2 separate regions of the Homo sapiens genome follow, and region 1 is linked to region 2. Evidence: read pairs that join two places in POLR2A ChIA-PET (ENCODE). Cell type or tissue: PC-9. All regions are shown on one strand.

Region 1 (5,000 bases), 64 kb before region 2:
ATAATTCAGTAGCAAAAACAAAACAAACAGAAAACCAAATAACCTGATTTTAAAAATGGGCAAAGGACTTGAATAGACATTTCTTTAAATGTCTATTCTATAAATTCCATAAAGACATACAAATGGCCAACAGGTATATGAAAAAGTGCTCAACATTGCTAATCGTCAGGGAAATGCAAATCAAAACCACAATAAAATATCACTTCATACCTGTTAGGGTGGGTGTTATTAAAAATATTGACAAAGATGTGGAGAAATTGGAACCCTCATCTATTATACTCTTGGTGGGAATGTAAAATAGTACAGCCACTATAGAAAACAGTATGGAGATTCCTGAAAAAATTAAAAACAAAACTACCATATAATCCAGCAATCCTACTCTAGGTATTTATCCAAAAGAATTAAAATCAAGATCTCAAAGAGATATTCACACTCCCATGTTCACTCTAGCATTATTCACAATAACCAAGATATGGAAAAACTCTTAATGTCCATCAAAGGATGAAGGAATAAAGATATTGTGGTATATACATACAATGGAATATTACTTAGCCTTGAAAAAAGAAAATCCTGCCATATGTCATGACATAGGTGAACTCTGAGGACATTATGCTAAGTAAAATAAGCCAATCACAGAAGAACTAATACTGTATAATTCTACTTATATGAGGTATTGAAAATAGTCAAAACCATTGAAGAAGAGAGTAGAATGGTGATTGCCAGGGGCTGGGGAGAGGGAGAAATGGAAAGTTTAGTTGGTATAAGGTTTGTTATGAAAGATGAAGCTCTAGAGATCTGCTGTACAACATTGTGCCCGTAGTTAACAATACTGTATTGAACACTTTAAAATTTGTTAAGAGAACAGATCTCATTGTTAAATCTTCTTCTATGATAAGCTGTTTAAAAAATCTGGACACTCAAGTTTGAGCAAACAAAGTGAAGGTTCATAAATTGGGATTCCTCAGTTTGGGCCTGTCTGAATTCACATGGCCCAAATAGGGTATAAGAAGCAAAATTCTGACGTACAGCATGCCCACAAACTTAACTGTCATATTTCAAAAGTTTAGCTAAATCCCATAATTGGGTACTGACTTGAAAAGCTTCCTTGTAGACTTTTAATTATATCTAATGAGCTCAAAATAACTAAATGCCATTAAAGCTGTTTTTTCTTACTGTGTCCCTAAAATGGTAATTTAAAAATACAAGTGAAAAGCTTGAGTGACTAGACACCAAGCCAAATTGTGTAATATCACAGAATTAAACTATAAACTATTTTTTAATCTAGAAACTCTTTTTTAGTAGTGAAATGACATTAAAGCAATCCACAAACATGGGTCAAAAAGTATTGAGAAACTACCTCTACTTAAAATACTAGGCTTGCTGCCTGCTTAATTGGATAGAAGGTCATTTGCATAGGCTGCGTAAAAGTTAGGAATTGGTGTTGTGTTTGTTTCACTTGGGCTGAAAGACCAACTAAATGCTATGGATTGATTGTAATTCAAAAAAAAAAAATACACAATACTCCCTCTCTCAAATTAAAAAAAATACAAAAACTCTCAGATTACCAAAAAAACATAGGCAAGATTGTTAATACTAGATCAAAATGTACACACATTTGAATCAATATATTTGTGTGCATGTGAAAAAATAATATATTATTTTTCAGTGTTAATGGGCCTCCTATTATAAGTAGAATAATTCCTGACATGTTAGTTGCCTGGAGGGTTTTTGGTGAGGATTACTCTAGTAATCTGAGGTGGCATTATGGCAATGCTATAGGGGCATACAAAAATACTCACAGCTACCCTGTTCCCTGGGAATTTGGACAGGTAATCCCATATGGTTCATAGGACTTGTTATGTATGGTAGAGAATGATTCCAAAACAATAGAAACCACCAAGGGATATTAAGAGGGAGTTAAATATGAAGAGACCTTTGCTTTTCTGATGAAAATAGGGCTACCGGCAATTGTGGCCAGTGGTTGCCAAAACCGTGTCCTCTTCAAATTAATTTAGATGATAATTTTGTTCAAGAACTTGATCATAGAAACACTTAGTTTATACAACTACTTGTTTCAAAACAATACCATAATAATCTCATTGCAAATGTCTGACTGTGATGCTCCAGAGTTCAGCTACTGCAAATGTGTCTTTATGGGAATGATTAGGAGTAATTCTAATGGGAAAGAGTGAAAATTCAAAATTCTTGACTGGCATGGTTGAAGGCACAAAACTGCTGCCTCTATACTTCTTAGTGAAAAACAGCATTGGACATACCAGGAACAGCAATCTGCTCCTCTTAGTACCTTGCATTTATGAAGTGATATCCTCCAGGAAGTACATGATGCTGGGCATCACATCATGCTCTAGGCAACACCATGAGTGCTTCATTTTCACAAAGACCCAAGGGGTGAGATGAAATAATTCTCATATTCATAAATTAGGAACTATAATTCTGCAGAGCAAAACTGATTTTGTGCACTCAGGCAGTGGGATTAAGTTAATGCCACAAGCTCTTCTCTTTGTGAAAAGTACATTTCTCCTGGCTGAAGAGAGCAGCAATAATTACTCAAAATTCCTGAAGTAGGCCAACCATTTGTCCAGAGGGCAAAGAAATCCTGCTTGACTGGCTTCCACCCGAAACCAGTGTCAAGTTCCTGACCTTATGAACTCCCCAGAACAATATTCGGTGGAAAAGGAGGAGCTGTTCTCTTTAGCTTCTTTTCTATTTTTTTTTTTAAATAAGAGCAAGCAATGTGGTTATGTTTTTATTGGCACTCAAGATTATTTCTGAGAGGAGAATTGCTATATTTAAAAATGGATTTTTATCCTTTATAAGTTGGGTGAAATTTTTCTTAGTTTCACTTTCTTAAAAAGGTAGTACTTATTAAGGGAACCCTTCCTTTCCTTATGGTGGGTGGTGCTGGCAGATGAACAAGCCACGATTATGCATGTAGTCAAAGAGTTTGCTTTATAAGATGTTATTCTAGACATCAAATACATTATACACATGTCATTTCAAAAAGTTCAAAGTCAAAGATAAAAATATATTTAGCAAATAAGAAAACAGCCTGAATGAGAGGGAGTCAAGTTTTTGGAAATGAGAAATCAACTTAAGTGTTATCAGTAATCTAACGCCTTTTTTTCTCTAAGTGTCTTCTGAGTGGGTCGGGTGACAATTGGTCCCAGGACTGGAGGAAAGAGACTTGACTATCTAAAGCAGTGGCTCTTAAAAAGTGGGACGTCATAGAGCTCCTTGAAAATTAGATAAAAGCTAGGAAGGCACACCCTCAGGAGAGAAAAAAAATAGTTCATTAGCTTACAATGAAATTTATATAGAATTTCAGGAATTTCATAACTCCCCTGAAATGCATCAATGGATCCCCACCCCAAAGTTTATGAATAAGGCTTGTGTAAGGAAGGGGTGGAATTCTCAGCTCTATTCCACCAAGTTTTGGGAGACTTTGTCTACCCTGCCAACCCCAACCTATCACTGAAGTCTTTAGTTCCTCCTAGTCAGCTCCATTGCTCTGAGCTTGGTGGCTATGAAGAAATGCAGGTGGGTCAGCATTAGCAATGACTGGTTCTTCATTAGCACTAGCTATGAAGCAAATGCTGTACCCTATCTTCCTCAAAAGGTTGAGTTCTTAAAACTTCAACCACACACAAGCCATTGCAAAACTCACTTGGAGAGCTCTGGAGGTCCCTTATGAGAAGACACACATGATTTCAAAACTGATTCTAGCTGGGTGGTTTTGTAGTTGCCTGAATGAAATGATCTGTCAATTTTAGCTTTGTTCTTAGGAGAAACATAGCCCCATCTTGAAACATTCTTTATAATCAGCTTGGATAATCCTCCTACTCCCAAATTCAAAGATTAAAAGTACCTGGAAAAAGAACTAACCTTTCTCTTCTTGAGACATTCCCTCCAGGGCAGGCCGAAGGTATATTGGGAAAAGCAGGGAGGGAAAGCTTATCATTTTTCTATCCATAGTATCCTGAGCTGTCAACTCAGCAGCTTTCACAAGGACTAAACCTACTTTTAAAGAAAGGAGAGCTTGAAAGTGTTGTACCATTAGCTATTCTGATTCTAGCCCATGCCAGGAAGCAAAGGTTCTTATTATACCATGTTCTATTTTTGATCTAATCCGTATCAACAGCCTGAAGTCTCAGCATGGTAATGCTGGGGAAATTCTTTGATGATAATTGGAAACTGTACTGCCTTGCCCCTTAAGTTATACAATCTGACTGTCACTAGAAGTGTCATTTGGACTATAAAGAGTCAGGGATAAGAAAAGTGGGCATCTGAAATCTACGTGGAAGATGCAGTAGCAAGTCAGAGCCTCTTGTGAAAGTTCTGTTGGTTAGGTTGGGATATCGAAAGAAGAAGATGTGTCCCCTACCCTGATATTTCAGAGCCTCAAGACACTCAGTAAACCAACACTCAAATTCCTGGACTGCATCACCTTTACTTTTTGTGCAGACAACACAATATGGGAAGAAAAGTCATACTACATAGCAGTTATTAAAAACAGTTAAATGTAACACCAGGCGTTAAAACCTAGTACCTTCTTGTCATGATAAAGATTGTAACAAGAACAGGAAATGGCACAGCACAAATCCGTTTTCATGATAATGATCTCGTGAATGTAAAGAGCATAGGAAATGGAACAAATGTAACCCTATTCCATTACCACCTTCAAACGGTAACCTCCTTGTCCTAGTCACATGCCCTACTTATGGTCCTGATTAAAGCACAAAGGAAATCATAAGACTGTGACTCTGAGGGAACGAAGCAGCTCCCACTTATTTGTGTGCGTGTGTGAGCACACATCTTTCCTTCTTTGAACTAAGTTGCACCAGGCAATTCCTTACAGCTGATTCCCCAACTTTGTCCTGAATAAAGCCGGTCAGACATGGGAGGGACAAAGAAAGCTAAAAACCAATGAGTCATCTGGGAATAGATGTTCTCTTTACTACCCTTTATCAGAATGAGGAAAT
Region 2 (5,000 bases):
AAACTATGAGTCATGATATTCCTCCTTTTTCCTCAAACTCAATCAACTTTTCTAAGACCATTTTATTCTACCTCCTAAATATGTCTTCAATATTTCACCTTGTTCTCTTCTGCAGTTGCCTCTTCATCTTTTTCTTTTTGGCATTGTCATTTCCAGTCTCTCCTCACACCATACCCCCTGCCCCAGGTAGGCATTTATCATGTATCCTCATTGGAGACATTTTTCTTGATTTGATTACCTCATTAATAACAAATTTGGTTACCCTAGTGGCCCCCCATCAGTTACACAATGAAATTCAAACACTAGCTTAGCAGAGAAGACTCTGTCTTTGCATCACAACCTACTAATTCAGAAGCTTCATTTCCTACCACTCCTTAAACTGCAGTTACACTCAACATCAGGGAAGCTGTTAATTATCTTTTATATCTCCAAGCCTCTTTTTCTCCTTGAATATACATTCTCTGTATCCTGCCTGATATATGCAATTTTTACTCATCCCTCATGTTTGGATTGAACACTCCTGCATGTAAGAAGCCTCTCTTGACTTTTCCAGAGTTAGGTTAATTCTACATCTATGTTCCCAGAGAACTGTGTATGCATCCTTATTAGAGCTTTTGTTTCATTTTATTTTATTTTTTTAAAGTATGTATTTCCTACCAGACTATAAAGTAAGTGTATTAAAAGACTGGGTCCATTTATTTTTATACCCCAGAATGTTCTATATAACTTGGCACATAGTAAGCTCTTGATAAATGTTTTCTGAGTAAAGTGAAAATGCCTCTTTTCCTTTAAAAAATTCCATACTAGAAGAACAACACAGGGAAAAACATGTTTTAGAAAAGAAAGACTAGGAAATATAACTATGTCAGATATTTTTTAAAAACAAGTAATAGTTAAATCATTTCATGGAGCTAATGGCAACCAAAATGACAGCAACTCTCATATCTACCACAAAAAAGGAAAACAAATAAATAACATACAGCAAGAGAAGGGAATAGATATAAGTTTCATCATGGTTCTGTTTAAAAAGAGACATATGCCAAGCTATTTATATGAGACGTATGTTAATGATGAACTCTAGCAGCATTTTACAGAACCATGTTTTTCTCTTACAGTATTTATCAACTCCTACCTCGTATGGCCAATTTCCCATTAGGCATGTTAACAACAGATAGAGGAGATTAAGGATAATCTCAAATTATTGTTATAACAAACCCAGAAAAAGTATGGTATGAAATGGCATGAATGTAAACTTATGTGGTTAAAATGATATCCAGTATTTAAGAATATTTGTTTCTATAAATGGTATCAGAAGCTACCCTCAATCCCTTCTCCTCTTTGGTTTTACCCTCTGCTCTACCTACCCAGTGCCCCTACCCCTTTCCCACTTTCCCCCACTTGGTTCCAGCTTCAGCACCACCTGTAAAGGGCCTGTGCCTACGGAGGGCTAAGCAATCTGGGGAATAGGGGGTAAGACTGAGGCCCCAGTTGTTTAGGGGACATATCTTTGCTTCTCTCAAAATATACTTGTTTAAATTTTTCGTTAGCATTTGATTCTCTAAAAGTTCAATCTGCCAACAGATAATTCAATGTTGATTATAATAATTTATTTACATTTTACCTCCCTATTACCATATAGTCTTTTAGGAGTATGTATGCAATACAGAATTCCATAAATAACTAGGAATGCAAAAATAATAAATAAAGTTGGAAATGCATAACGCCATCAAATGTCAGAACTGCAATGGGAGAATATAATATAGAAAAACTAGTAGCAATGCCATAAGGTGTTTTGGGGAAGATTTGGTATTCCCCCAAGCTTCCATCAGCTTCCAGCCTCAATTTACCCTTAAATCCATCAATTTAAATAGTAACAGTGTATTTGGTCAGCAAATGAAACTTCTAATGCTTAAGTTACTGCTGGTAAATAACAAATTTATAGGGAATAGCACATTTACTGTTATTCAGTTATTTAATGTTCTCAAATGTTAACAGTAAAGCAAACCATTTATTGGGCATTTATTACATATCCAGTCACATTTAATCCTCAAACCCAGCCTATGAGTGACACACCCAGACACGAAGTAGCCAGAGCAGGTTTGGCAGACTCCGAGACGCACCATTTTGTAATCTCTATGTTCCAGATCCTATGCTATCATCATCAGCCCAGGTAATGCAAGCTTGAAATATCAAATTTACCAAGACTTGATACACAGATAGGTTTGTAAAAAATGTTAATGATGATAATATAAAAATAAATGGACTTGATCACAAATCAATAGAATTAGATTCTTTAGATTATAGAAACTAGAAGGAAATGCTTCAGTTGTTCAGGATAACAAGAAAATTTTAAATTAAAAAAATTCCCAACTCAACAACACATAATCACTAGCTGTCCAACAAACACAGTTCCATAGTATATACTCTATAAAACAAACAGAAAACCCCAGAAATAATCCTTGACCTGGCTATGTATAAGCCAATACATAGATATTTATATTTTAAAAGTGACTGTCGCAATCCCCAACTATACCATTTAATACTGGGCAAACCTTTTTTAAATAAAAGATATACAAGTGGCCAGGTGCAATGGTTCACACCTGTAATCCCAGAACTTTGGGAAGGCAAGGCGGGCAGCTCACCTGAGGTCAGGAGTTTGAGACCAGCCTGGCCAACATGGCGAAACCCCGTCTCTACTAAAAATACAAAAACTAGCCAGGCCTGGTGGTACATGCCTGTAATCCCAGTTACTTGGCAGGCTGAAGCAGGAGAATCGCTTGAACCGGGGAGGCAGAGGTTGTGGTGAGCTGAGATCGTGCCACTGCACTCCAGCCTGGGTGGCAAAGTGAGAGTCCATCTCAAAAAAAATAAAATAAAATAAAAAATAATTTAAAAAAATAAATAAAAGATATACATGTACTAATAAGTTGAGATTTTTGTCTTTGTATAAATAAAACTTATCAGTAGACAAATCTAATTAGTAAGACAAGATAGACATTACAAATCTTAAGAACTGAAATTCATTATTTTCCTATATAAGGCTGATTATTAAAATTAACTTTTCAGGAACAGAGAATTATTCATTGATAAACCTTAGGGATTGCCTTCCTACCTGCCGTAGTGTATTTAGAGATCAGGATGTTTTGCTTGGAGAATGTTTTTTGTGGAGAGAGATGGTGTCTAATGTTGGTCTAGATTGTTTTGCACATTGTAGAAAGCAAAATCAGTAATTTCTCATAAAAATTAAAGGGCCGATTGGAGAAATTTCAAATTATATGACTGATCACTTACCTGAGATGAAAATATTCAAATAACCAATTCATTCTTTTAGGCAGCCTACAGACTAATGTGGAATCAGCTCTAACTATCTGGTTAGAAAAATGAAAAAGAAGAGTAAATAGTACCTTCCTTTGGTATATGAAAGGTTGGTTGTCATTATTATGCTAATTCAAACATTATCAGAAATAATTTGGGAGTATTGCAAAATTTCAATACAGATTATTTGCAATGTATCCCAAAGCTCAACTCATTTAAGTTAAAGTGATCTAAAATAGTTTTAAACAGCATAAGATTTTATCTTCATGTTGAACTACAAAAGCAGTAGGGGGAAATAAAAATGATGAATCCAGTTTCTACCCACCATGGTGACTCATGACCTGCCCAGCAGCCTCCATGCTGACATTCTGGAGATAGTTGTGGCAGCGTTCCTTGTGCTCCTCCAGTGAACTGCGCTGCTTGTAGCTTCGTCCACAGTAGTTGCACTTGTGAGGTTTACCCACTGTGAAGAGAACTCAAGGTCAGTGTGCTGTTAGTCTCATCAACATTCAAAGCAAAATCAATAGCTAACTTTTGATAGTCTGGAGGAAGCACTCATATAATTTTCAGACTTAAATCTCTTCCTCCTTTACATTCCAATTTTGGTAAGAAAAGATAATACATTTCTACCAAGACAAAGACAAGAAGACAGGTGGATCGTACCTCTGGCAACAGGGGAAATACTGAATCAAATTCTTGCTCTGACTGTATTCTAGACCTTGAGGGCCTGGTGATCAGTCTTCAAATTATCTCACTCTTAATACACTGACTCTCAGCTTTGACTCATTCAAGACAAATCAGGAGTATCCTAGATACATCAAGAGTTGTGGTTTTTTTTTGTTTGTTTTCTTTTCGGGTAAGGGCAGAGAATTTTACAGAAGAAAACTTAAAATGCAACAACTTGAAATGTCACAGTTTAATAAAGAGATTATTCTTGGGTACCAAGAAGATTAAAAAGAACTCAAGTGGTGAGAAAAAGTACAGATGAAAGTAGAGTTTCCTTTCCTTTCACCTTGGTAACAACTATTCACACATGCAAAATTTTGTGGCAGGTAAGTATATTCTCCCTCATCAGCTTTTATAATACCAAGAATTAACCTACTAGGTGCTTTGAGTCAGGATTATTACACAATATGTAGTTACAAAATGACAGTAATATTTTCCAAAACATCTCACATTAAGGAAATGAATTATTCCCTAATAGCTAGGGAGCCATTATCTCAGTGTCATTATCTCAATACATCTGTTAAAATACTAAGATGTTCAGTTAAAAAAAACCTTAAAAAACAAAGAAGAAAAATATAATCTCTATGGAAAGAAGCATGTTTTAATGCATGACTCTTCATAAGGACATCACAGAGCACTTTGACTCTTGGTTTTGAATGAATACAGAACAACATAAAACCCCAGGTGGTCTGTGCCAAAGCCCTCAATAGTAAAGCACCGTGTGATCCAGGCCCGTGTCTCTATTTGACTCCCAGAGGAATTATTTAGTTTTGCTCAGAGAATAACAGACAACTCTTTTTCATGACCAAAGATAGCATCCCTAACTCCAGTTAACTTATAAACCCATGCTATGACACTGGTCACAAGAGGAACTGAAATACTATAACAAGGCAAGGTATTCATGGCTGCCTGAAAGTTTCACTGTACTGATGAAAAAGAAAGCTACACCAAACCTTTAG

Evidence for each region. ChIA-PET counts read pairs that join two places held together with the same protein. Peaks named below come from ENCODE experiments on the same cell type or tissue, not always from the same donor. Only the 100,000 strongest peaks of a DNase experiment are listed, where the experiment ranks them.
Region 1: POLR2A ChIA-PET joins it to region 2 with 6 read pairs; 2 of 35 experiments call an interaction of 5 or more read pairs at or near these places.

What each region holds. Positions count from the first base shown.
Region 1 is chr2:212,954,215-212,959,214 of GRCh38, forward strand. The region is part of intron 2 of LOC102725082 (a long non-coding RNA gene); the gene reads right to left. Among named protein-coding and RNA genes, the nearest start is that of MIR4776-2, 30 kb to the left of the region's middle. In PC-9, no CTCF peak of the experiment used is centred here; DNase peaks (open chromatin) are centred at 2,617 and 4,967; H3K4me3 peaks cover 1,160 bases; H3K27ac peaks cover 3,462 bases.
Region 2 is chr2:213,018,353-213,023,352 of GRCh38, forward strand. IKZF2 (IKAROS family zinc finger 2) reads right to left here. Exons shown (of 9, transcript NM_001387220.1): 7 at 3,641-3,778. Among named protein-coding and RNA genes, the nearest start is that of MIR4776-2, 95 kb to the left of the region's middle. In PC-9, no CTCF peak of the experiment used is centred here; no DNase peak of the experiment used is centred here.